3 separate regions of the Mus musculus genome follow, and all the other regions are linked to region 1. Evidence: chromatin loops called from intact Hi-C (ENCODE). Cell type or tissue: heart. All regions are shown on one strand.

Region 1 (8,000 bases):
AGGGAGGGATCTCACTTTACCTCTGACATACAGTGTCTGTGTCTCATGACAAAAACCACAAACAAAAACAAGATAGCAACAGAGAAAAAGAAGACACCAGTATCTCTAAGCACACTCGTCCACGCCTGGACTTGTACAACCAGCCAAGCCAAATGCTATTTCCTGACGGGGTCAGATTCCACATCGACTCCCTTTCTCCTGAAAAACAATTTGCCTGACGGCGGCGATTAGTGACAAGTCAAAAGCACCCTTAGGTGGCCAGCCTACTCCAAACGTTGGCCACTCGGAGGCGCAAAAGGTCTGCCACTGACCCTTTCTGACCTCCACCGACTGGTTGTGGGCTCTGACCCGCACCTCCTTCCAATGCTCCAGAGTCAGAGAAAGGGGAGTGGACACAGATTGTCCCATTTCTAGAAAAACAGTAGTCACAACAAGAGCGGACACGAGACTAAGACAAAAAAGAAACCAGAAGAATCAGATGGCCTCTCCAAGGCCGGCCGATTGAGACCCTCTGCACGAGGTGGGACTCGAACCCACGATCCCGTGACCAGACGCGAGGCGGGACTCGAACCCACGGTCTCGCAACAAGGTGCGAGGTGGGACTCAAACCCACGATCTCGCAACAAAACGCGAGGTGGGACTCGAACCCACGATCTCGCAACTGGGCACGAGGTGGGACTCTAACCCACGATCTCGCAACCCCAAATGGTCTCTTGGCCTTCAAAGGGGTCCACCAGGCGTCCCTGATCCTCCCCTGTTCCTCCTGGGACGTCTCCCAGGGTGAACGGACGGTGGACACCTGGACACGTCTATCCTTATCCACCCCGCACTCCCTCTCGGAGCGCGGTCTCACTGAGCGTCCGCAAAACTGAAACTGCGATCGCACCAGACTTAGAAACAGAACACAGACATCAGAACACAGACATCAGACCAAAACAGAACAAAGAATCTTACCTCTAAGTGGGTCTAGGACCTCTGGGTGGTCGCGCTGTTTCCCGGCCAATGCACCAAATGAAAGACCCTCGAGGGGAGACCCTCACTCAGACACTCAAGTCCCGGGACAGCCGCGTACCCAAGAAGACACTGAGACCATACATAAAATGTAGAAGGCAAGATTTAATAAAGCAGCGACATGAAAGCACACAGACCAGAGCTCTGGGGTCGAAATAAAGCAGCAACATGAAAGCACAGAGCTCTGGGGTCGAAACTCATACACCTAGCGGCACCTAGTGGTGTAGAGGAGAATCGACGGTCAGCAAAAATTTTTTACAGGCTTATATAGTAAAACTCAAAGGGGGAGAACTGGGCAGGGAAAGTACAAGTTTACATCACTAGGGAGTTCTGCCAAAGGAATCTACGTAACTAAGGAGTCATGTCCTATCAAGGAACCTACGTAACTAAGGAGTACCTGGTTCATTTTGAGGTTGTTCTAGGAGGCCTTTATCTCAAAAATGTTCTTGGAACAGTTTTTAGTTGGGAGGGTTCGAACTTTAGGGTGAGGAGTTTTGGGGTGAAAAGTTTAGGAGTGTTACAATCTCTAGATGGGAGGGGGTGGGCTCCGAGGTAAAAAATTCATGTTTTCACAAGAGGCCAGTAATTTTCTATTCTTCAACAGAATAATGCAAACTAATAACTGTAGATGCAATGATGGAAAAGAAAGTTACTACCATTTGAACACTGATTTAGGCAAGAATCATGAATTGTTGTCAGACCTACTAAGTGTATGGCTAGAGGAAGAGGAGGACATTTAAGGAAAAAAGCAAAAATACTTCCCAGATTATTTAATGGAGGAAAATAAACTTTTAAATTACATAAAGAAATGCAAGTGTGGCCCTTAATTGGATCCTGGTTTGTACAAAGCATCTATAAAACCTATTTTGGGAAATAATTTAATTTAAATATGGAATGTTAGTAAATATTCAAATATTTTTGCCACCTGTGATGTAATTTGTTTTTATAGAGGTTGTATTAGTCAGAGTTCTCTAGAGTCACAGACCTTATATATATTCCATATATATGGAATTTATTGGGAAGACTTACAGACTACAGTGTAGCTAATCCAACAATGGCTAGCTGTGAATGGGAAGTCCAAGAATTTAGTAGCTGTTCAGTCCCACAAGGCTGGAAGTGTCTCAACTGGGTGTCTGTATATTCTGGAATTCCAAAGTAGGCTCCAAAGCCAGGGAAAAAATGAATGCGCTACAAGAGAAAGCACTCAGGCAAAGAGCAGAACCTTTCTTCTTCCAATCTTCCAAGTTATATAGACTTTCTTTCTTTTTTTTTTTTTTTTTTTAGTTTGGTTTTTCGAGACAGGGTTTCTCTGTGTAGCCCTGGCTGTCCTGGAACTCACTCTGTAGACCAGGCTGGCCTTGAACTCAGAAATCCACCTACCAAGTGCTACCTAGCCTTCCAAGTGCTAGGATTAAAGGTGTGTGCCACCACTGCCTGGCTAAAGATTGAGTTATTTATTTACCTCATGTATGTAAGTACACTGCAGCTATCTTCACACACACCAGAAAAGGGCATCGGATCCCATTACAGATGGTTGGGAACTACCATGTGGTTGCTGGGAATTGAACTCAGGTCGTCTGGAAGAGCAGGCAGTGCTCTTAACCATCTCTCCAGCCCCACATGTAGACTTCCAACAGAAGATGTGGCCCAGGTTAAAGGTGTGTCTTCCTGTCTCAAGATCCAAATCAGGCTTGTCTTTCACCTCAAAGGTCCCAACTAGAAGTAAATCTACCCACTTCAAACCAAGCAGAATATCTTTCACAAGTTTGCCCTCCATTTCTGGATTGTACTTCATTCCAGATATAGTCACACTGGCATCCAAGAATAGCCATAACAGAGGTGTAAACTAAAGTGGAGCTCCAGAAGTCTACGGCTCTCTTCAAAATACTTAAATGACTTTGAAACTGAAGTCCAAATCCAAGTCTTAATTCCCTGATTTACTGTTACCACTTAATGTTCATTGAATGCTTATAAAACGGTAATTACATAGAATTTTACAGACAAGGGTTCAAAGAAATGACCTACCTGGAATACATTTTTTATTCAAAGTACCAACTGAGCTGATGTAAATTTAGAGGTAAAAGAATACTATTATTGAGCCGGGCGTGGTGGCACATGCCTTTAATCCCAGTACTCGGGAAGCAGACGCAGGCGGATTTCCAAGTTCGAGGCCAGCCTGGTCTACAAAGTGAGTTCCAGGACAGCCAGAGCTATACAGAGAAACCCTGTCTCAAAAAACAAAAAACAAAAACCAAAAACAAAAACAAAAAAATACTATTATTGGTAGTTTACTAGGTTCGTGACACCAAACTGTATAAAAGAAATGTGACAGAAGGTCTGCTGTTACATCACAGAGCTAAAGATATCTAGACTAGCTAGTTTCTTAGTGTGGTTTGAAGCAGCAGACATAAAATTTCTTAACCACGCCGGGCGTGGTGGCACACGCCTTTAATCCCAGCACTCGGGAGGCAGAGGCAGGCAGATTTCTGAGTTCGAGGCCAGCCTGGTCTACAAAGTGAGTTCCAGGACAGCCAGGGCTACACAGAGAAACTGTCTCGAAAAACGAAAAGAAAAAAAAAATCTCTTAACCCTTTAGATATCGCTGCTTCCTACAATTTGACTGAGATACTTCGCATGCTGAGAACGTGAAGGGCTGTTTTTAAAATCCCTTTCTTTGGGGGCACCAAACTAAAGAAAAGCTCTCCTCTCCAACTTATTTGTAGGAGTATCAGAGACTATCAAAATAGCTACTTTATTTCATCCATGTTACTTTTGTATACAGGGGTGTGTTGTTACAGAAGTACAGTGGTACACTGAAGAGGTATCCACAGCTCTCTTCACAAACACTTCAATGACTTTAAGAAACTGAAAATTAAAACCTGTCTTAACTTCCTAATTTGATGTTACCACTAAGTGATCGTTAGCTATTAATAAAACATACTAATTATACAGAACTTTTGCAGACAAGGGTTCAGAGAGCATTTAAGTCTGGGTACCAGCCCTCAAGATGAAAATCGTTAGCCATTTTTTTCCTGCCCCTCTAAAGACGAAAGGTGGCGCTGCCGTCACTGGTTCAGCAATGGGGCGTGTGCGGCCTCCGCACGTCGGAAGAGGAAGGTCCGCGTGCCGCCACGATCCGCCTTTCCTGGGAAGCCGATTTTGTCCTGCTCTGAACAAGATGTAAAAAGAAGCCGGCGTGCGAGCCCTCGGGCGCCGCGACCTCAGCCCAGCGAATGAGAAAGCGTCGGGACTTAGCGCAGCACGCCGGGGTTCCGCCTCGAGCACGCTGCAAGGGCCAGACCTACCCGGCGAGGGACGCCCAGAGTGGCCCCGCCCCCACGCCTCTAGCCCCGCCCCGGGTCGCTGACGTCAACGGTCACGTGCCGCGCGATCCAGGCAACCAGGAGCTCCCCCGGTTCCGGAAGTCTCGCAAAGCCGCGCCAGGCTCCGCCCGTCGCCGTGACGTCACTCTCAGTCCCTACCACTACCGAGCCTCCGCGTCCGGGTACCGGGAGAACCACGGTTTCCTCGGAAGCAGCGCGGTCGCCTCCGCATCCCTGGTCCGTTCGAGAGAGGATTTCGAGGTCGTTGCCCGGGCCGGCCGGGGAGCACTTGCTTGCGGTACGGAAAGTCAGCGGCGTGCAGGCCTCCCCGCGCCAGCTTTTCCCCCCTCTCAGCCGGTCCGAGTGCACTTGGTTCCGCCGAGGCGCACGACGGTTCCGCCCCCTTCTTCCTTGTCATTGATGTTGTTGTTCTTGTCAGTGCCGCAACCCCGACCGCCGGGAGCGCGAACCCGAGCCGGGGCCGCCCGGTTGGTGCGGTGGCGGCGGCGGCAGCGGCTGCGGCTGCTGCAGCTGCGCCGGCTGCGGGGGCTGCTGCGAGGACTGCGCAGGCGGCCGGGGACGGGCGGCCGGCGGCCGAGCCGGATGGCTCTGTGCGGGCAGGCGGCCGGCGCCGCGTCGCTGCCCAGCGAGCTCATCGTGCACATCTTCTCCTTTCTGCCGGCGCCCGACCGGCTGCGGGCCTCGGCCTCCTGCTCGCACTGGCGGGAGTGCCTCTTCTACCCAGCGCTGTGGCCCCAGCTCCGCATCTGCCTCCGCGTCTCGCCCGCGGAGCAGCCGCGGCTAGAGTTCCTCATGCGCAAGTGCGGCTGGTTCGTGCGGGAGCTGCGGGTTGAGTTCGCCGCGGAGAATTATCTGAGCGGAGGCGGCGGCCCGGGCGACGGCGGTAGCGGCGGCGGCACCGACACGGGCACCGGAGGGGAAGACGGGGAGGCCCTGCAGCTCTCCTCCCGCTGGCTGGAAGTACTGCGCATCTACTTGGAGCTGGTGTTGTGCGTGCTGCTCAGCATCCGGAACAACAGGTAGGCTTGCGTGGGGACCGAGAGGGTCTGGCCTTCCGCTGGCCTTGGGAAAGATCCCGTGGGGTGTGCCGGCCGGCCTCAGGATGGCCTTGTGTAGGTGCAGCTATCCGTTCCTGACCAGACTATTTCCGGAGACAGAAGAGGTGATAACGGGACTCCTGGAGCGTCTCAGGCATGCTTTCATTCATCCGTTCTTGTCCATGGGCTAGAGCTGCTGGGCAATGCCATTATCTTATGCGTGGGAAAGTTGTGAGTTAAGGGTGAGGCCTGTACAAAAAAATAAGGTGGTTTTCTGATTCTGAATTTGACCATTGGTGATGGGTAATTAATTCATAGTGACGAGGTGAGTAAGTTTCCTTGCTGATGTCCATGATTACAAGAATTAACCTATAAGAATTCTTTAACAGTCCTTTTCTTACCTGAAATAGTTTTACTAGCCTGGGCCATGTCCAAAGACTGGGAGGAGTGCTAGTTAAAATCATTAGGGGAGGAAAATTGTCAGACTTGAAGCCGCATCCCATACACCATCAGGCTGGACTTACTCCCAGTGATTCACACAAAAGTAACGCTACCTAACTTGGGGTGGGATAAAGGAGCTGGGCATACTGTGGGGGTTAAGTATGAGACTCATTGTGCATCAGGACTTTAGTGTAATTCCACCTAGAGCTCATGGCCCATATTCGGACTCCAGCACAGAGTCCCTATGAAAGTCTAGTGCCTGCCAAACCATATTTATATTTTCTTTATCTGGATATTCATTCCAAACTTACAATGTCACTCTTAATTTGGAAGAAAAATAATTGCAGCAGTTTACAAATAATTATTAGTGATTGGACATTCCAACACTGCTAGGGTCAGGGCAGAAAATATTGTACTGTAGAGAGCAGAACTGGGTGCTTACTAGGTCAAGTGATGTACATGCTGTTGTGTGGCAGTTTTCCTCTAAGCAGTGTCCTTCCTTCCACAATCTATATCCCACCATCTTTATGTTAAATAGAGTTGAGAATAGATTGTGATTAATACTAAGTCATATGTGTCATACATATTTTCGTGATCTATAATTAAATCAAGAGTTTAAGCAGGGTGGTGGCAGCACACGCCTTTAAAGCTAGAGCTTGGGAGGCAAAGGCAGGAGGATCTCTGCCTTTGAGGACAACCTGGACTACAGAGTGAGTTCCAGGAAAGCCAGGGTTTCACAGAGAAACCCTGCTTCAAATAGGTTAAACTGTAAGTATTCTAGCCTCATTGTGTATGGAAGCCAGGCATGATACAGATCTGGAATCCCGGGACCTGGGAGCTAGAGGCAGGGAGCTTAAGTGAGTTCAAGGTCATCATCTTGTGCAGAGCAAGTTCAAGGCCAGCATGTGCTTTGTGAACTCCTGCCTCAAGAAACAAAACAAGACCTGGTGTGGTGGTGCACGTCTTTAATCCCAGAACTTGGGAGGCAGAGGCAGGTGAATTTCTGAGTTCGAGGCCAGCCTGGTCTACAGAGTTAGTGAGTTCTAGGACAGCCAGGGCCACACAGAGAAACCCTGTCTTAAAAAATCAAAAAAAAAGAAAAAAAATTATTTATGGGAACAAGGCTCCATTTTTTCCAGTGCCCTGTTTCCTAAGCTTTCACGTGAACCCATTCCACTTCCTTGCTTTGATTTTATCTGTTAAGATAACCAAAGCTAAAATTTTTCTTAATCAGGTTCGGGGCTTTCTCAAAGTTGAGCATAGCTAGAGACCAGCTGATTTGTTCTGTAATCAACCAGCCCTGAAAAAAAAAAAAAAAAAAAGTCGGGAGGGAGGGCATAGTGCCTTTGATTCAAGTAAGAACTTCTCAGTGCCTAGTTCTTTTTGGTATTTTAATCATCTATGGATGGATCTATAGCATATATACACAACAGTACTGTACCACATTTTGTCTTTAATTCTTTTTCTTTCATCCTTACCATTTAAGTTTCTATCCTAATGTAACTTGTTTGTGAAACCCTGTGTGTCTGCCCTTCTGAGTCTGCTTTCACTTCTGCTCACAGCTGTTGGTTGTCCACGAGAGAGTACACTGTGGTGCCTAGTAGCGTGTTCACTATGGACATTCGTATTTGTACTGATGTTGTCTCTTTTTAAATTAAATCATATTGGACTGGGGTGTGGCTTAGTTGATAGGTGCTTTTAACTATTAGTGACACTTGTGACTCTGTGATTAAAAACTACAACCCTAAAACAGTGTATTAACAATGTCACTTAGAAGTTTTTTTGTTGTTTTTCTAGTGTTGAAGTACAAGTGTGTTCAACCACTGCCAGTTTAAGTGCTGCTGGGAACTGAACCGAGTGCTTCCTGTACGCCAAAAACTTAATAACTAATAAGAAGTGTAAACATACATTCTTTTCATTTATAATGCTCTTGCTTTATGATTTCTGCCATTTTTTAAGCAGAAGTGTATCAGCCATTCCGCTTCCGGGCTTTGTGCTGAATTGCCTTACTCAATGCATAGTCATGCCCCACAGGAAAAGAGCTATGCTAACCTAGAGTTGTAGGGTATAATCAGTGGTACTGATCTTCTGAGAGAATAACAGTTGGCTTGTTTTGATTTGTCAGAGTGATTATGGCTGCCATACTGGTATTGAATGTGTTAAGAAC
Region 2 (8,000 bases), 2.0 Mb after region 1:
GACTTCCTTTTTCCTGCTTGATGTTAGCAACTCTCATACGAAGGTGGCAGTGGTAAGGTTTCTCTTACTTTAAGCACAAGCGCAGGAAAAGAAGACAGACTACATACAGTACAACTAGTTTTAATGAAGGCTTTGTGTGAGTTTGCCTTAAAAAGTTTAAACTAAATATTTATACTTTATAAATATTTATATATTTCAAAGAAAAAAAGTATTCTCCCAAACATGTCTTAGGGCTTTAAATGTGAAAACTTTTTAAATCCATGTCATGGTTTGCATATGCTTGGCCTAGAGTGGCACTATTTGGAGGTTTGGCCTTGTCAGAGTAGGTGTGTCACTGTGGGCGTGGGCTTTTACTAGCCCTAGCGACCTGGGAGCCAGTATTCCACTAGCAGCCCTCAGATGAAGATGTAGAACTTTCAGCTCTGCCTTCATCATGCCTGCCTGGATGCTGCCATGTTCTTGCCTTGATCATAATGGACTGAACCTCTAAACCTGTAAGGCAGCTCCAATTAAATGTTGTCCTAAACAGTCCACAATTTTATTTGTAGAAAACTAACTTCTTACAAAAGGCAAAATGTGTGTGTACAAGAATATAAACTGCAGTGCTGTTTACAATACTAAAAGATTAGCACATTCCAGTGCCCATGTAGAGGATAAAGGACGCCATAATCTCTATGGTAAACAGTAAAAGAATGTTAAAGCACACACACCTTTCAAAACAACAGAGTACAAAAGGGACAATAAAAACATGTAAGTAGTGAGATGACTCACCCAAGACTAAACTATTTAGTTGGGAGCATGAAGCTGATCCACTGAATTTTAAAATATCCAACAGTGGGGCTGGAGAGATGGCTCAACAGTCAAGAGAAAGGGACCAGTACACTTCCCAGCACCCACACGAGAGCTCACAATAGTCTTAACTCCAGTTCCAGTGAAGCCAATGCCCTCCTCTGGCCTCTGCAAACACCAACAAGGCTTGCATGCTACACAGACATCATTTTTAAATGCTTAGCATATATGCAATCATACACGAGAAAACCAAAAGATGGCTAGCATAACTACATCAAAGTAGAAAAAAAGAAGAGGTTGGAAAAGACTTAAGAAACATGATAGCTGTCTGGCACGGTGCCACACACCTTTATTCCCAGCACTTGGGAGGCAGAGGCAAGAAGATCACTGTAGGTTCAAGGCCAATTTGCTCTTCAGAGACAGTTCCTGGGCACTCAGGGATACACAGAGAAATTCTGTTTCAAATAATAAAAAAATAAATAAATAAATAAAAGAAAGAAAAAATACATCAACAAAATATAATATATTACCCAGATTGGTTCCTAGAATACAAAGACTAAAACAGAAAAAAAAAATTAGTTATATCCAGACTACAATTTTATAAAAAGTATTATTCACTGATTACAACAGTGTTTAGTCAATATATTTATAGTTTATATAAGAGTTAGGCCTTCTAGTCAGCCATCACTGGAAAGAGAGGCCCATTGGACACGCAAACTTTATATGCCCCAGTACAGGGAAATGCCAGGGCCAAAAAGTGGGAATGGATGGGTAGGGGAGTGGGGGGGAGGGTATGGGGGACTTCTGGGATGGCATTGGAAATGTAATTGAGGAAAATACGTAATAAAAAAAAATATTTAAAAAAAAAAAAGAGTTAGGCCTTTAATCCCAGCACTTGGGAGGCAGAGGCAGGTGGATTTTTGAGTTCTAGGACAGTGTGGTCTACAAAGTGAGTTCCAGGACAGCCAGGACTATACAGAGAAACCCCGGCTCGAAAAACAAAAAAACAAAAACAAAAACAACAAAAAAAAAAATAGTTAGTTAGTGAAGTACTTTACATTTGTCCATTATAACCATTGAATATTATGTTAACATTAAAAGTATTATCCAGGGAATACAGAATTCTAGAAAGATGTTCTTTGATTTCTGATGAATTACATCCAGAAAAATATATCAAAAAGGCATACAATACACCTAAGCTATCAAATACCAGAGTTGAACACAATGTACCAAAAACCACTAGTTGTTGGTTCTCCTCATACCACCTAGGAACTGCAGCTTGCAGCCACTGCCTAGTGTCATGAATTAGTATCTACCCCAGACTAAATAAAGATTAAAAATACAAATGCGGAGGCTGGCGAGATGGCTCAGGAGTTAAGAGCGCCGACTGCTCTTCCTAAGGTCTCGGCAACCACATGGTGGCTCAAAGCCATCTGTAATGAGATCTGATGCCCTCTTCTGGAGTGTCTGAGGACAGCTACAGTGTAGTTATAAATAAATAAATCTAAAAAAAAAATACAAATGCAAGATAGCACTTCTACTGACTATCAGTTTCTCACCATCCCAAAGGCAAAAAATCTTAATGTGAAAGATTGTAAGTCAGAGACCATATATACTATTTTTTTCAGCTTCTCAACAAGACAAACTATTTTTTTAAAAAAAGAAATGAGACAAGGCTTTAAAACAAAAAGTATCACGAAAGATGAACTGAGTCACTGATAAAAGACGATGTCTGGCTTACAGAAAGATAGATTAATCATAAAGCTGTATACTATGAATAGCATGACCTCAAAAATTAGATATGTACATATACATATGTATGTATGTGTGCATATGTGTGTGTATATATGTATATGTGGATGGCTGGGTGGGTGTGTATCCAGGGAGAAATAGTCTTCATTATTACAAAAGGAGTTTTAACATGTAGCAAATTGTCAGCACTTATTACTACTAAAACACATTAGATATACAAATTGTTATTAGAGATTTGAGCAACAGCATTAATAAGGCACATATAAAACAATCCATCCACTGACAAATCCATATCACTTGTGCAGATATATTTTATAAACAGCTACAAACAGATTAGTAAGAAGTTTTAGTGATTATTCATTTGAATAAGGAATTAAAAAGTCCATGTTTTATATACTTCTTTCTATATGAATTATTTCACAATAAAGATTTTAAAAGTTATTATCAAGTTTTTTTCTATTTTTCAAAGTTCATTCCACAAGATAAAATACAAAGAAGGATTTTGAGCTCTTTGCCTTGTTGCCCTGGATGGCGATGGATGCTGACCCTCCACTATGTTTGTTTTTGGTCATGGTAGTCTTCAAAATCCTCAAGATAAAATACAAAGAAGCCCTGTGGGGTGGTGCCCTCATTTAATCCCAGCACTTGGGAGGCAGAGGCAGGATAATTTCCCTGAGTTCAAGTTCAGCTTGGTCTACATAGCAACTTCTCAAACAGCCAGACTCAAAAGAGAATGTCTTAAGAAAAAGACGGAGACAGATGTTGGTATGTTTAAAGAAGAAACAAGAAGAATATTCAAGATTATAAACTACAGTAAACTGAACCCTGTTATAGTCTAGTTATTTCTAAACTGTACACATATTACACATAATGAAAGCAATCTCAATGTACATACACAAATCTAATGCAGTACTTTAAATTTATACTATATCACATACCTATATATATATTAAAATTAAATTTCAAGACATAATTATACTTCATGAAAATGCAATAAATTGTACACAGGACTTAAGCATGGTTTTGTATGTTTATTAAGCTTTCAAACTTATCACACAAAGATTTTTATTTTATACTGTCTTTGAAGAATAATGTACATGTCCTATTCATATTTGTTTTGCCATTATTACTTTTATCTAGTGAAATAATTCATATTATCTCACTTTTACAAACTTTGCCTCCATTAAATAAATATATTGCTTGGGCTGTAGAGATGGCTCAGTGGTTAAACGCACTGACTCTTCCAGAAGTCCTGAGTTCAATTCCTAACAACTACATGGTAGCTCACAACCATTTGTAATAGGATCTGATGCCCTCTTATGGTGTGTCTAAAGAGAGCAACAGTTTATTCACATACATAAATCTTTAAAGTATATACATATATATATTGCTATATTATTTTCATAGGATTGGATCTAGGTTGGTTTCTTTCAATTTGACAAGACTACCATGACCAAAAACAAACATAGTGGAGGGTCAGCATCCATCGCCATCCAGGGCAACAAGGCAAAGAGCTCAAGGCTGGAACCTGGAAACAGGAACTGAAGCAGAGACCAGGGAGTAACCTTGCTTACTGGCTTGCTCTCCATAGCATGCTTGGTTTGCTTCCTTAACAACTGCGGTCCAACCTGCCTGGGGCTGAAAAAACCCAGTGATCTGGGCCCTCTCATATCAATCATTAATCAAGAAAATGTTCCCAATCTGATGGAGGCAATTCCTCCTTTAACTACCCTCCTCTCAAGTCACTCTAGTTTGAGGCACATTGAGGTACGGGATGATAGCCTATGTAATGATTATGTAACTAACTGTCCTTTGATGTGAGGTTCATTCCAGATGGCAATACGAAACTTTGCAAAGTGAGGTAACTCGTGAGACAGGTTAAAACTGTCCTTCTTTAGCTGTCTACCACCATCGGGAATTAACGGACATCAAAACGCTCAAGGAGCCCTTCCAAAGGCCTATTCTCTTAGAAACCTAGTCTATTCTTCTATCTTGTAGTGTCCAACTTCAAGTACTTCACCAATACCACTGGGTGGTGTCATCCTCCAGTTAGAAAAGCCAGCTCTTGGCCGGGCGATGGTGGCGCACACCTTTAATCCCAGCACTCGGGAGGCAGAGGCAGGCGGATTTCTGAGTTCGAGGCCAGCCTGGTCTACAAAGTGAGCTCCAGGACAGCCAGGGCTATACAAAGAAACCCTGTCTCGAAAAAAAAACCAAAAAGAAAAAGAAAAAAAAGAAAAGCCAAATCTTGAATGTAGTGAAGGCAGAGTTTGCAGCTGCATCTTACTAATGTAGGCGCCGGGCATACTGAACTACACTGGGGTTTTTGCTCGCACTTTGAAGGGTGAGAACTGTGAATCGCTCAAGTGTCCCGCAAAAGCACAGAGTGGATCCGCGGTCCCGCCAGGACTGAAACCCTAACTCGTCAAAGCTTAGAGGAAAAACAGCCCACACTTCCGAGTCATTGTTCGTCCCTTCTTAACTTTTGAAAGACTATGACGCCATGAGGCCGAAACCTGGAGAAGGAGCGGTGTTGTCACCTGAGGACGCCGCGACGCGGGCCACGCAGCGCTCCTGCACCTCCAGGGGCCGCGGCCGGAAGTCCCGGGCGGGCTGCAGGCCACCCTGAGGTTCTCCCCCCTCCCCCAGCCGCTCCCGGTCCACGCCGTTACCTGAGGAGCCGCGGGATCCTTAAGCGCCCACTCCGCTCGCGTAGTTGCCCGGTCCTGTGGCGCCGCCACCGAGGCAGCCAATCGTCGCGCGAAACGCTGCGCGTGCCCCTGAGTAACCAAAAAGAGCAGAGCGGGCGAGAGGAAGCGCGCGAGAGCACGCGGGGACGAGGCTGCGCGCAGCGAGCATGCGCGAGTCCGCTGGCTGCCGCGGGGCGGGGCGGGACGGGGCGGGGCTTCCGGCGAGCTGGAGGGCTCAAGGATGGTTCCGGGCTGCTGGAAAGGAAGGCGACCTCGAGGTCGCGTTCTGTGGGAGGAGCTGACAACCAGTGCGCGCTAACTGGGGAAATGTGTGGTTCTCGGGCTCATCCCATGGAGTATCTTCACTGGGCAGTGGTTTCCTTCTGTGCGCAGTGCTTTGCGGGGACAGAAGGAAAGGTCCTGCGAAGTGAGCCAGAGTGAGACTTAGACATCGGCCAATGGTTTCAGAAAAGCTTTAAGGCTGGTGACATTTTGACTTCAGGACTAGAAAGGGTGTACTCAGAATGTTCAATCGCAGAACTTAAAAGAAAGGGCTGAACGCCAGGGATATTTTTAAAGCGAAGTATAGGAGTAATGTGGAATTCTATTAGATGATATAGCTGATAATATTCGAATATTTTTCTCCTTTTAAAGAAAGAGAAGTAGTGTCCCTATGCTGCCCTATCTAATCTAGAACTCCTGCACCCCACCCTAGCCACTGATGCTCTGGTAATTTAGTGTTGAGCTATTGAAGTCACTCTAACTTATCTATTTATTGAGGGCATACTACATGCCAAGTAGTCTTCTGGATGCTGGGGTAACAGTAATAATAGTAATTTTTTACACCCACAGCAGAAAATTATATTTATTTTCTGAATTAATAGACAAAGTTCGTGAAAGACTTTATTTTGGCTTATAGCAATACGAGATCCGTGTCCACCATGCTAATAAAGGCAGGATGGCAAAGTGGCTAGCCATCCAGTCAAAAAACAAGAGAATAGAAAATGGAGCTGGGCTCTATAACCAAAAAGCAGTGACCCATTTCCTCTAGCAAAGGTTCACCTTTCAGAAGTGCCACATACTCCACAAAGTAGGTGACAGGAGGAATGAAGCATGGAAAAAAAGGATGAGATGACCAGATGGAAATTATTTGGAATAAATAGAGCATAATACTAAAAAGAAAAAGTTTCATTATTTATGTAACTAATGACTAGTACTAGTGACTTGTGACAGATTCAGGCTTTAAATGCATTTTTAAATTTTATTTATTACTTTACATTAGTCGGAGTTGAATCATATTTTTATGTAAACAAACCACCACTAAAAAAATATGATTATGGTGGTACACATCTGTAATTCTGAACCTTTGAAGAGTGAACGTGAATTCCAGGACAGCCTGGGATACATAGCAAAAGTTTCCAAAAAAGAGGCCACACTAACTTCTAAACAATGAGCCCTAGCAGGGCAGTGGTGGCACACACCTTTAATCCAGCACTTGGGAGGCAGAGGCAGGCGGATTTCTGGGCTCAAGGCCAGCCTGGTCTACAAAGTGAGTTCCAGGACAGCCAGGGCTACAGAGAAACTGTCTCAAAAAAACAAAAAAGAAAAAAATGAGCCCCCATAAAATGAAAAATTGTGTACTTTCAGTATACAGTAGTGTTCCAGAGATTAAGATAGCAAGGGAAGATCAAGTAAGAAAAACACTGAAATTCAGCACAGCAGACATAAAATCTTGAAGCTCCATATTCAACAGCTGGAATTCTTTGGACTCCAATAAGCTTGCACAACCCTGTGGGCACTAGCTCTCTTGCCTATAAGTCATGTAGCCTTCCATCCACACCTGCACCTCAGTGGATGTCCCACAGTTGTAGTATCTCCAACATCACCTCCCAAGCGTCATACAAGAGCCTCTCTGGACCTCTTCAGGTGTGAAGGGATTTGTGCAGGCCTGTGCTATAACGTTCCAGAAAGCTGAGGAGACCAGCATCTTTCATGTGGCATCTTTCATGCCTGATAATCAGTGCCACTCAGACAAAGCTGCCAAGTTCTTGGCCATTTTGGAATAGAGGTGCAGTGGCCACTGTGTACTTTTAAGGCTGATCTGAGAAAACATTGTAATGGGTGCTTGTTTTATGCAGAGAGTGGTATTCTCAGTTCACCCTCTCTCCATTCAGATGAATTTGCAAATTCTCAAGTTGGAGCCTTTGATGGTTGGGTCTTACCCACAGGACACCTTTGCTATTGTCCCAGTGCAGAGTAGATTTCTATTTAGTGCCACAGATCTCTTTAATGATCACAGCTGTTTTGTCAGCAGCCATTTCTTGTCTGCAGCTTTAAACTTGCTCACAAAATGGCACATTTTTCATATCTTTATGTTCTGCTTCCTGCTCTTTCTCAGTGTGGACCTGAATAAAAGCAGTGAGAGATCATGTGTAACAGTCATGCAGCACGGTCTTCATGTGTGACTCTTACAGCAGGAGCAAGGACTGTCTCTGCCTACACTGCCAGCCTTTCTGCTAACTGGACTGCCTCATCTACTGGCAATAGAAGATGCGCCTAGTCTTACTGCAACTTGATATGCCAAGGCTTGTCTGTGGGAGGCCTGCCCTCTTCTGAGAAGGGAAGGAGGGAGGGGTGACTGCAGAGGGAGGGGAGAGAAGAGGGAAGAGAATGAGAAGAGAGGAGGGAGGGGAAGCGTCTTCGATATGGGTGGAAATTAAAAAAAAAAAAAAAAAAGCCGGGGCACACCTTTAATCCCAACACTCGGGA
Region 3 (8,000 bases), 160 kb after region 1:
GGTGTAAGCCACATTTAGAGTGGATCTTCCCCACCTCAGTTTTCCCAATCTGGAAACCCACAGACAAATCCAGAGGTTTGTCCACTGAGTGATTTTAGATTCTGTCAAACTGATATTAACCATGACACTTACTATTATAATTATAGAACTGTCACTTAAAAGTTCCTTTGAAATAATGTAACATTAGGTTATTGTAACCAATTTGAGAAAACTAATGTTAGTAGGGGAGACAGGGAAAGAATTGGAAGAAATACCTATTTCATGAATTACTGAGAAAAGAACTAACTAATCACATAGCTGGCAGAGTAGTGACCCTTGTAGTACTAAGAGTCCAAAGCAGAAGGAACAGTAGAAGCCCTGAGTATAACACCAATGTAAGATGGACCTCAGAACCAAAACCAACCAACCAGCCAAACACAACCAGACTAATCTGTTTCAGCAACATCAACATATTTGCTTCGCATGTTGGATGCCCCATGTCCACACAAAAGTAAAGGACAACGCAGTGGTGTACATCTGTAATTCTAGAATTTAGGAGTTGGACGTAGAGGGGTCAGGAATTCAGGACCAGCCCTGATACAGGGCGTGTTATAACGAAGCATGCGTATTTGTACTTGTAGGCATTGTTCTAGCACAGACTCTTGTGTACATCATTTCAGTGACACCTGTAAAATCTTCAGTCTTGGGGGCTGGAGAGATGGCTCAGTGGGTAAGAGCACCGACTGGTCTTCCAAAGGTCCTGAGTTCAAATCCCAGCAACCAGCTGGGCGTGATGGCGACGCCTTTAATCCCAGCACTTGGGAGGCAGAGGCAGGCGGATTTTTGAGTTCGAGGCCAGCCTGGTCTACAGAGTGAGTTCCAGAGAAACCCTGTCATGAAAAACAAACAAACAAACAAACAAACAAACAAAAAAAAAATCCCAGCAACTACATGGTGGCTCACAACCATCTGTATTGAGATCTGACACCATTTTCTGGTACGTCTGAAGACAGCTACAGTGTACTTATATATAATAATAATTTATTATAAACCTTCTTAAAAAAATCTTCAGCCTTTTTTTTTTTCCTGCTTTATTGAGACAGGGTTTCTTTGTGTACCTCTGTCTGTCAAGAAACTAATCCCAGCACTCGGGAAGTAGAGGCAGGCAGATTTCTGAGTTTGAGGCCAGCCTGGTCTACAGAGTGAGTTCCAGACAGCCAGGGCTATACAGAGAAACCCTGTCTCGAAAAACCAAGAAAAGAAAAGAAAAGAAAAGAAACAAAACAAAACTAGCTCTGGCCCGGTGGTGGTGGCACATGCCTTTAATCCCAGCAGTTGGGAGGCAGAGTCAGGTGGTATTTCTGAGTTTGAAGCCAGCCTAGTCTACCGAGTGAGTTCCAGGACAGCCAGGGCTATATAGAGAAACCCCATCTTGAACCAAACCAAACCAAACCAAAACACAAAAAAACAAAAAAACAAAAAAGAAACTAGCTCTGTACACCAGGCTAGCCTCAAACTTAAGAGATCCACTTGCCTCTGCCAGCACTTTTTACCTGGTCCTCATAATGACTATATTTTCCTATTTAAGTGTGTCTTGTGGGTTTATGTTCTTATACCACTACTAATTGTCCCTTAAATCCATTTCCCAAGAATCCTCAAAGGCAAGATGGCTTTTTAGGCTTTTTTTGTTTTTGTTTTTTGGTAAACTTCGTTTAATCCACCGTATTCTGATCTGCTATTTGTAGTCTGAAGAGGGTTTAGAAGCCGGTGTGATGGTGCGAGCCTTTAATTCCTGCACATGAGAAGCTGAAGGAGCTCAAAGTTTGAGGTTAGATTGAGCTAGGCTGGCCTCGAACTCAGAGATCTGCCTGCCTCTGCATCCTGAGGCCTGGGACTAAAGGCTTGTGCTACTACCAACCACCTGGCCAAAAATTAAAAAATAAAAAAAGAATATATATATATATGTTATATATATATATATAATGTTATATATAATATATACAACATCTATTATATAACATATAACGTATTGCATATATAATATATTATGTGTAATATATATATTTGACAGAGGCTTCTTTTTATAATTTATGCTGGTCTCCAACTTAAGGCAATCCTCCTGCTACATCTCCCAGGACGCTAGGATTATATATATGAACCACCACGCCAGACTTTCAAGTCAGACCCTTGGTTCTTTACCCTTTAGCCCTATGCCCCTGACCCTGCCTCATCTGGGAGAGCCTGGACCAGGCCGCAGCAGCTAATCACCAGCCCACCCACCGTAGAGCAGGACGCCGGAAGTTGCTCAGCCCAGCCCGGAAGTGGCTCAGGCTCCACGCCCAGCGCTATAGTCTTGGCAGAGTGTGGGGCTGTCACAGGGTCTCTAGGGCCCAGTGGCGGCGGCCCCGGGGAGGGGCGCGGTCCACGGCGGCCTTCCGCGGCCTTAGGACCCGGGTAGGCCGCTGAGCACGGCGTGCGGTGGGCGCGGGGTAACGGGAACCTCGAGTCCCGCACTGATCGGAGCCGACTCGGCGCTGGAGGGATCGGCGGGAAATGGCGGACGAGGCGTTGTTTTTGCTTCTCCATAACGAGATGGTGTCCGGAGTGTACAAGTCCGCCGAGCAGGGGGAAGTGGTGAGTGCCGCCACGCACCCTGGGGTCCTGCGGTGACACTTGCCTCCATTCCTCTCCCGCCCTGCTGACGTAGACGCCCGGTAGCTTAGACCGAGCTGGTCCACCTAGAGGCATCCCACAGAATATAATCTGTCTGTCGGCTGCCTCCTCCGAGATGGGATCTCTCATCCATCTCCTTTTTTGTCTTCTGTGTGGTGTGTTCGTGCCCGTATGTTCCTTTGAGTGCGTGCTACAGGACTTTATTCTTGACCTTGATAAGATTTACCTAGAGTCTAACTGCAGAGCTGATTGTGACTTTCCTGCTTAATTTTCCAACAGTTTTAGAGGCCAGCTAGCCACTGTCCCAGCGAGACTATACCTTTCTCATCTCTTGATTCAGGATACCACTGCACACAACTCCAAGGCCACAGCCTGATGAACCGTGGAGTTAAAGCAAGGAAACTTTGCGAGATTTTCAGCAGTAATTATGAAACCACTTAAATTAATTACTTAAAAATACTTAAGTGTTCATTATGTCAGAACTGGTTTTAGGAGTTTGGTGTTAATGTTGAGTGCCACAGTAAGTAACCCCATCCTTTTGGAGGTTACATCGAGTGTGAGAGTTCTTAGTCTCTCGCGATTCTTCTGGAAAACAGTAAGCATGCCTAGTGCTTTACATCTGCTTTCTGTATATGGGTATTTTGCCAGCATGTCTATCTGTGCATCCTGCATGCCAAATGCCAACAGAGGCCAGAGGAGGGCTTCATAGTTAGTCCCTGGAACTGGAAGTACAGAGAGTTGTGAGCTGCCATTGTGGGCACTGGGAGTTGAACCCAGGTCTTCAGGAAGAGCAGCCAGTACTTGTAATTGCTGAGCCATCTCTTCAGCCTGCTTAAATTCTATTCCAAATTACACCCATCTACAATAGAACCCTTCCCCCACTCCCCGTTACAGCATCTTCACTGTGTTATCATTGGTAGTTGCCTAAAGCTGCCTTTAACATTTAGTCTCTCCCCAACACAAAACAACTAGTAATATATTCCTTCATCTTTTATCATGAAATCTCAGCCATTATTTTAATCTTCCTACCTTTTATTGACTTCTTTTTAAAACAGTTTACTTATTTTATTTATGAGTATATAAATATAGCTGTCTCAGACACACCAGTAGAGGGCATCTGATCCCATTACAAATGGTTGTGAGCCACCATGTGGTTGCTGGGAATTGAACTCAGGACCACTGAAAGAGCAGTCAGTGCTCTTAACTGCTAAGCCATCTCTCCAGGCCCCTTTTATTGACTTTTAAGTGGGTTAGCCCAAAATAAGGTTCTACCCACAACAAATCCTTTTAAAAATTAAGAAAAAGAAAATACCCAAAGGTTGTGAATGGCTTACCTATTGAAATGTATTTCTAGTTGGGAGGGGAAAACTGAATAGAGAGCAAAGATTATGATTATTACTGAGAGAGGGTTTCATCCTGTATGCCTGGCTGGCTTTAACTCCTTATGTTGGCCAGGCTCACCTTGATCTCACAGAGATCTGCCTGTCTCAGGAGTGCTGGGATTAAAGGCGAGCACCACCATAACACCTGGAATTAGAAAGAAACTTAAAGTTACCTTCTGAGGTGACTTTCCTATTCCAGTGGTCTCTGTGACTTCCACTGCAGCATTCCATGGCCGGACCCAGAGGTGCTGACGGTGATGGTGCAGCTCATCACCCTCATCTTCAGAGATCTCCAAGGAGACCTGAGACTCAGGCTCGGCTGTATGAGCAAGTATGCAGATAGAGCAGACAGCATGCTGTTATTGCCTTTGATGAATACATGGAACTCCATCAGATGATGCGGAAAACATTCTCAGAGTGAAAAACACAGCAAGGTCTCATCATACTCAAAATATCCATCTGCTACAAAGTGTTTCCAGGTAGAAATGGTCAAGGAAACCAGTGGGTGAGAAGGCGATACAGTGTTTTTAAAGGCATCTTATCTATTGGGGGCACAGTCAGAAACACCTGTTTCTACATACTGTTTTGGTCCTTATATTATTATCAGGTGACAGTAAATTCTGTGATTCTGTTTTTGTTACCTTTTCTTTAACTTAAAACAAACCTTTAAAAAAATGTTATTTTGGGGCTGGAGGGATGTTTTGTTCCTGGTCCTTGAGCAGGGCAGAAAGGTGGAGGTGAAAGAACTTGTCAGTTGTCTACTTCTGTCACTTGAGTTCCAGGGATCAAGGGCAGGTTTTAGTCTCGGTAACAAAGAATTCAGCACCTTTATCCAGTGAGCCATCTCACTGACTTTTTTCTTCTTCTAATTAAAGTTGTTTTTTTTTTAATATGCATGGATGTTTAACTTGTGTGTGTGTATGCATGTGTGTGTGTTTGTATGTCTATGCATCATATCTATGCCTGAGGAGGCTAGAAGAAGGCATCAGATCCCCCAGAACTGAAATCACGGATGATGGTGAGTTGCCATGTCGGTGCTAGGGATTGAACCCAGATCCTCTGGAAGAGCAGCCAGAGCTCTTAAAGGCTGACTCATGTGTCTTAGTTCCCTGCTGTTGTTTTAAGCTTGGGGTAGATATATGAGAAAAACACCTTGATGGGCAAGCTGTGTCAGCTGCTGCCAGGAGAAGGGAACTGAAAAAACGAGAAGGGGGGGAAGGGAAGGGAGAGGAAAGAAAGAGGGCAGGGGCTTCAGAAAATCGTGAAAAAGCCCAGAGTACCTGGGAAAGCCAGTAACTAAGAAATAGATAAGTAAAAGAGGGCTGGTGAGATGGCTCAGAGGTTAAGAGCACCGACTGCTCTTCCAAAGGTCCTGAGTTCAAACCCCAGCAACCACATGGTGGCTCACAACCATCCGTAACAAAAAATCTGATGCCCTTTTCTGGAGTGTCTGAAAACAGCTACAGTGTACGCACATATAATAAATAAATAAATAAATAATCTTTAAAAAAAAAAAAAGTAAAAGAAAAGCTTTCAGTAACTTAGAAAAGGGGCTGGCTGACGGGCAGAAGCTCCACAGTGCTACACGACAGAAGCATGAGCCTACCTCATTTTCAAAACATACGCTTTAGAACTTTTGCTTATTTATCTTCTGTGTATGGGTTTTTTGGTTGTTTGGTTGGATTTTGTTTTTTCTCCCCTGCTTGTATGTGCACCATATGCATGCCTTGTGCCTGAGAAGGCCAGAAGATGTCATCAGATCCCCTGGGACTGGAGTTACATGTTGTTGTGAGCCATTATGTGGTAGCTGGCAATTTAACCAAGGTCCTCTGGAAGGGCAGTCAGTAGATTTAACTGCTGAGCCATTTCTCTTATGTGTGTGTGTGTGTGTGTGTGTGTGTGTCTGTGTGTGTGAGAGAGAGAGAGATATGTTTTATATATAACATACATTTGACAGGGTTATATGTCATTCTAAAAATATTTGTTATTTGTGGGTATGCACCCCCCCCCCCCCCGTTCTATGACACACATGTCAAATGGCAGCTTTCAGGAATTGGTTCTCTCCACCCCATGGGTCCTGGGAATTAAACTCAGGTTTGTTAGGATTGGCTGTAATCAGCCTTTACCGGCTGTCCTAATTAATTCTAGACACAACCTAGAGTTATCTGAGTTTCAAGCCTGTATTGAAGAATTGCCTGTATTAGACTGGGCTGTGGATATGTATGTATGTATGTATTAGTTTTTTGAGACAGGGTTTCTCTGTGTAGCCCTGGCTGTTCTGGAACTCACTCTGTAGACCACATTGGCCTCGAACTCAGAAATTCACCCGCCTCTGTCGCCCAAGTGCTGGGATTAAAGGCATGAGCCACCACTGCCAGGCTTGGAATTTAGTTGATGCAGGAGAGCCCAGTCCACTGTGGGTGGCACCATCCCTACTGAGGTAGTCCTGGGCTGTATAAGAAAGCTAGCTAGCCTGTGAGTGAGCAAGCTGGACACTAATTCTTCCATGGCTCCTTTGTTGAGTCCCAGCCTTGCTGTCCCCATGGTGAGCTGTGCCCTGGAAGTGAATGAAGGGATCCCTTTCCCGCTCTACGTTCCTTTTGGGCATGGGTGATAAATCATAGGATTGGAGTTTTATATAAACCTGTGTTTCCTGATAATAAATGTGTTCCTGGATGATTCTACAATAGATTGTTTCTCCTGCTCTCAGTATTCTTTAGTCGCCTGTAGTTCTTTGTCTAGGGTTGAGGCCTTGTGAGCTTTCCCTTTTCCACATTAGCATGTCTACTGGTGTCATCCTTATTCGGGTCATATTTAGGCAGCCATGTTGGGGAGACTTCACGGGTGTAGCTTCTGACATTTCTAGGAAACACAATCTCACAGCTAACTTCCTGTTGGTCTGGCTTTTAAAATCTTTCTTTCCCACCTTCATCTTTTCTCTGAGTCTCAGGTGCAGGAGTTGTGTTGTAGCTGTATCAGTTGGGACTGGGCTCTACCACTCTGCATTTTGAACTGTTGTGTTTTTCTGTGATGATCTTAGTCTGTTGCAAAGTTTCCTTGATGAGGGGCGAGAACTCCACTCCATATCTAAAGACTTGGAGCTAGCAAGCAGCCTTAGATGAGAAGGAATATGTGCTGTTTGTCTTTCTGGCTTGTTACTGTCCTTTGGGAGACTCTTGCCAGGTGAAGTTGATGTGGCATTTCTTAGGCTCTTTCTGCTTCCTCTTCTGCAATCATTCCTCACTCTTAAAGCGGGAGGGTATCTGGTATAGATGTCCTGTGTGGTGCTCAGTGATATGCAGTCTCTTAGTCTCCTCCTGGTGCCCAGAGTGAGTCTCTGTGTTAATCACCCTCTCTACAAACAGGAACCTTTCTGTTGAGGGTTTGCGAGATGCCTTCATTTATGGATATAAACATGATGAAAGACCGCCGTTTCTGGGGAGACTCTCGCTCATGTCCCGGGATGAGCCGACGCCCCAATAACTCGAGAGAAACCGCAATATCGCATGAGGTTTATTCGGATATCAGCCTGCTGAGGCCGAGCTCGTAACCCACTCAGGGGCAGAGGACATCGACCCCCAGCAGTTGCAATCGAGGGTTTTTAAAGAATAAACTGCAGCTGGGCGTGGTGGCGCATGCCTTTGATCCCAGCACTTGGGAGGCAGAGGCAGGCGGATTTCTGAGTTCGAGGCCAGCCTGGTCTACAGAGTGAGTTCCAGGACAGCCAGGACTACACAAAGAAACCCTGTCTCAAAGCGCCTATCCCCCCCCCCCCCCAAAAAAATGGGGAAGCTGAGTAAACATCATAAGAATGGGGGTGGTGAATTACAGCTCATCTCTCAGGCTGAAGGCCAAAGAACTCCATGCTGGGCTTCATTTCTAGGGGTCTAAGAAACACATTGAGTTGGGGTCTTACAATGACTCATTAGGAATTGGTTTAATACTATGCCCATTTAGCAGATCAAG

The links. Hi-C counts contacts between places; a loop is a spot of excess contacts. Peaks named below come from ENCODE experiments on the same cell type or tissue, not always from the same donor. Only the 100,000 strongest peaks of a DNase experiment are listed, where the experiment ranks them.
Region 2: a loop joins it to region 1, with 5 times the contacts of the local background. A loop is called at or near these places in 7 of 42 quality-filtered maps.
Region 3: a loop joins it to region 1, with 2.8 times the contacts of the local background. A loop is called at or near these places in 19 of 42 quality-filtered maps.

Annotation. Positions count from the first base shown.
Region 1 is chr12:59,216,234-59,224,233 of GRCm38, reverse strand. It overlaps Fbxo33 (F-box protein 33), which reads left to right and starts at 4,751. Exons shown (of 4, transcript NM_001033156.4): 1 at 4,751-5,374. The coding sequence starts at 4,755. In heart, a CTCF peak has its summit at 4,064; DNase peaks (open chromatin) are centred at 4,423 and 5,403; H3K4me3 peaks cover 3,049 bases; H3K27ac peaks cover 1,957 bases.
Region 2 is chr12:57,227,825-57,235,824 of GRCm38, reverse strand. Prps1l3 (phosphoribosyl pyrophosphate synthetase 1-like 3) reads right to left here and starts at 5,413. Exons shown (of 2, transcript NM_001037746.3): 1 at 5,214-5,413. It overlaps Mipol1 (mirror-image polydactyly 1), which reads right to left and starts at 5,400. Exons shown (of 10, transcript NM_001164370.1): 1 at 5,214-5,400. In heart, CTCF peaks have their summits at 2,243 (motif pointing left), 4,567 and 5,122; a DNase peak (open chromatin) is centred at 5,314; H3K4me3 peaks cover 2,150 bases; H3K27ac peaks cover 1,430 bases.
Region 3 is chr12:59,055,769-59,063,768 of GRCm38, reverse strand. Trappc6b (trafficking protein particle complex 6B) reads left to right here and starts at 2,297. Exons shown (of 6, transcript NM_030057.3): 1 at 2,297-2,613. The coding sequence starts at 2,533. In heart, CTCF peaks have their summits at 2,751 and 3,753 (motif pointing right); a DNase peak (open chromatin) is centred at 2,318; H3K4me3 peaks cover 1,626 bases; H3K27ac peaks cover 1,417 bases.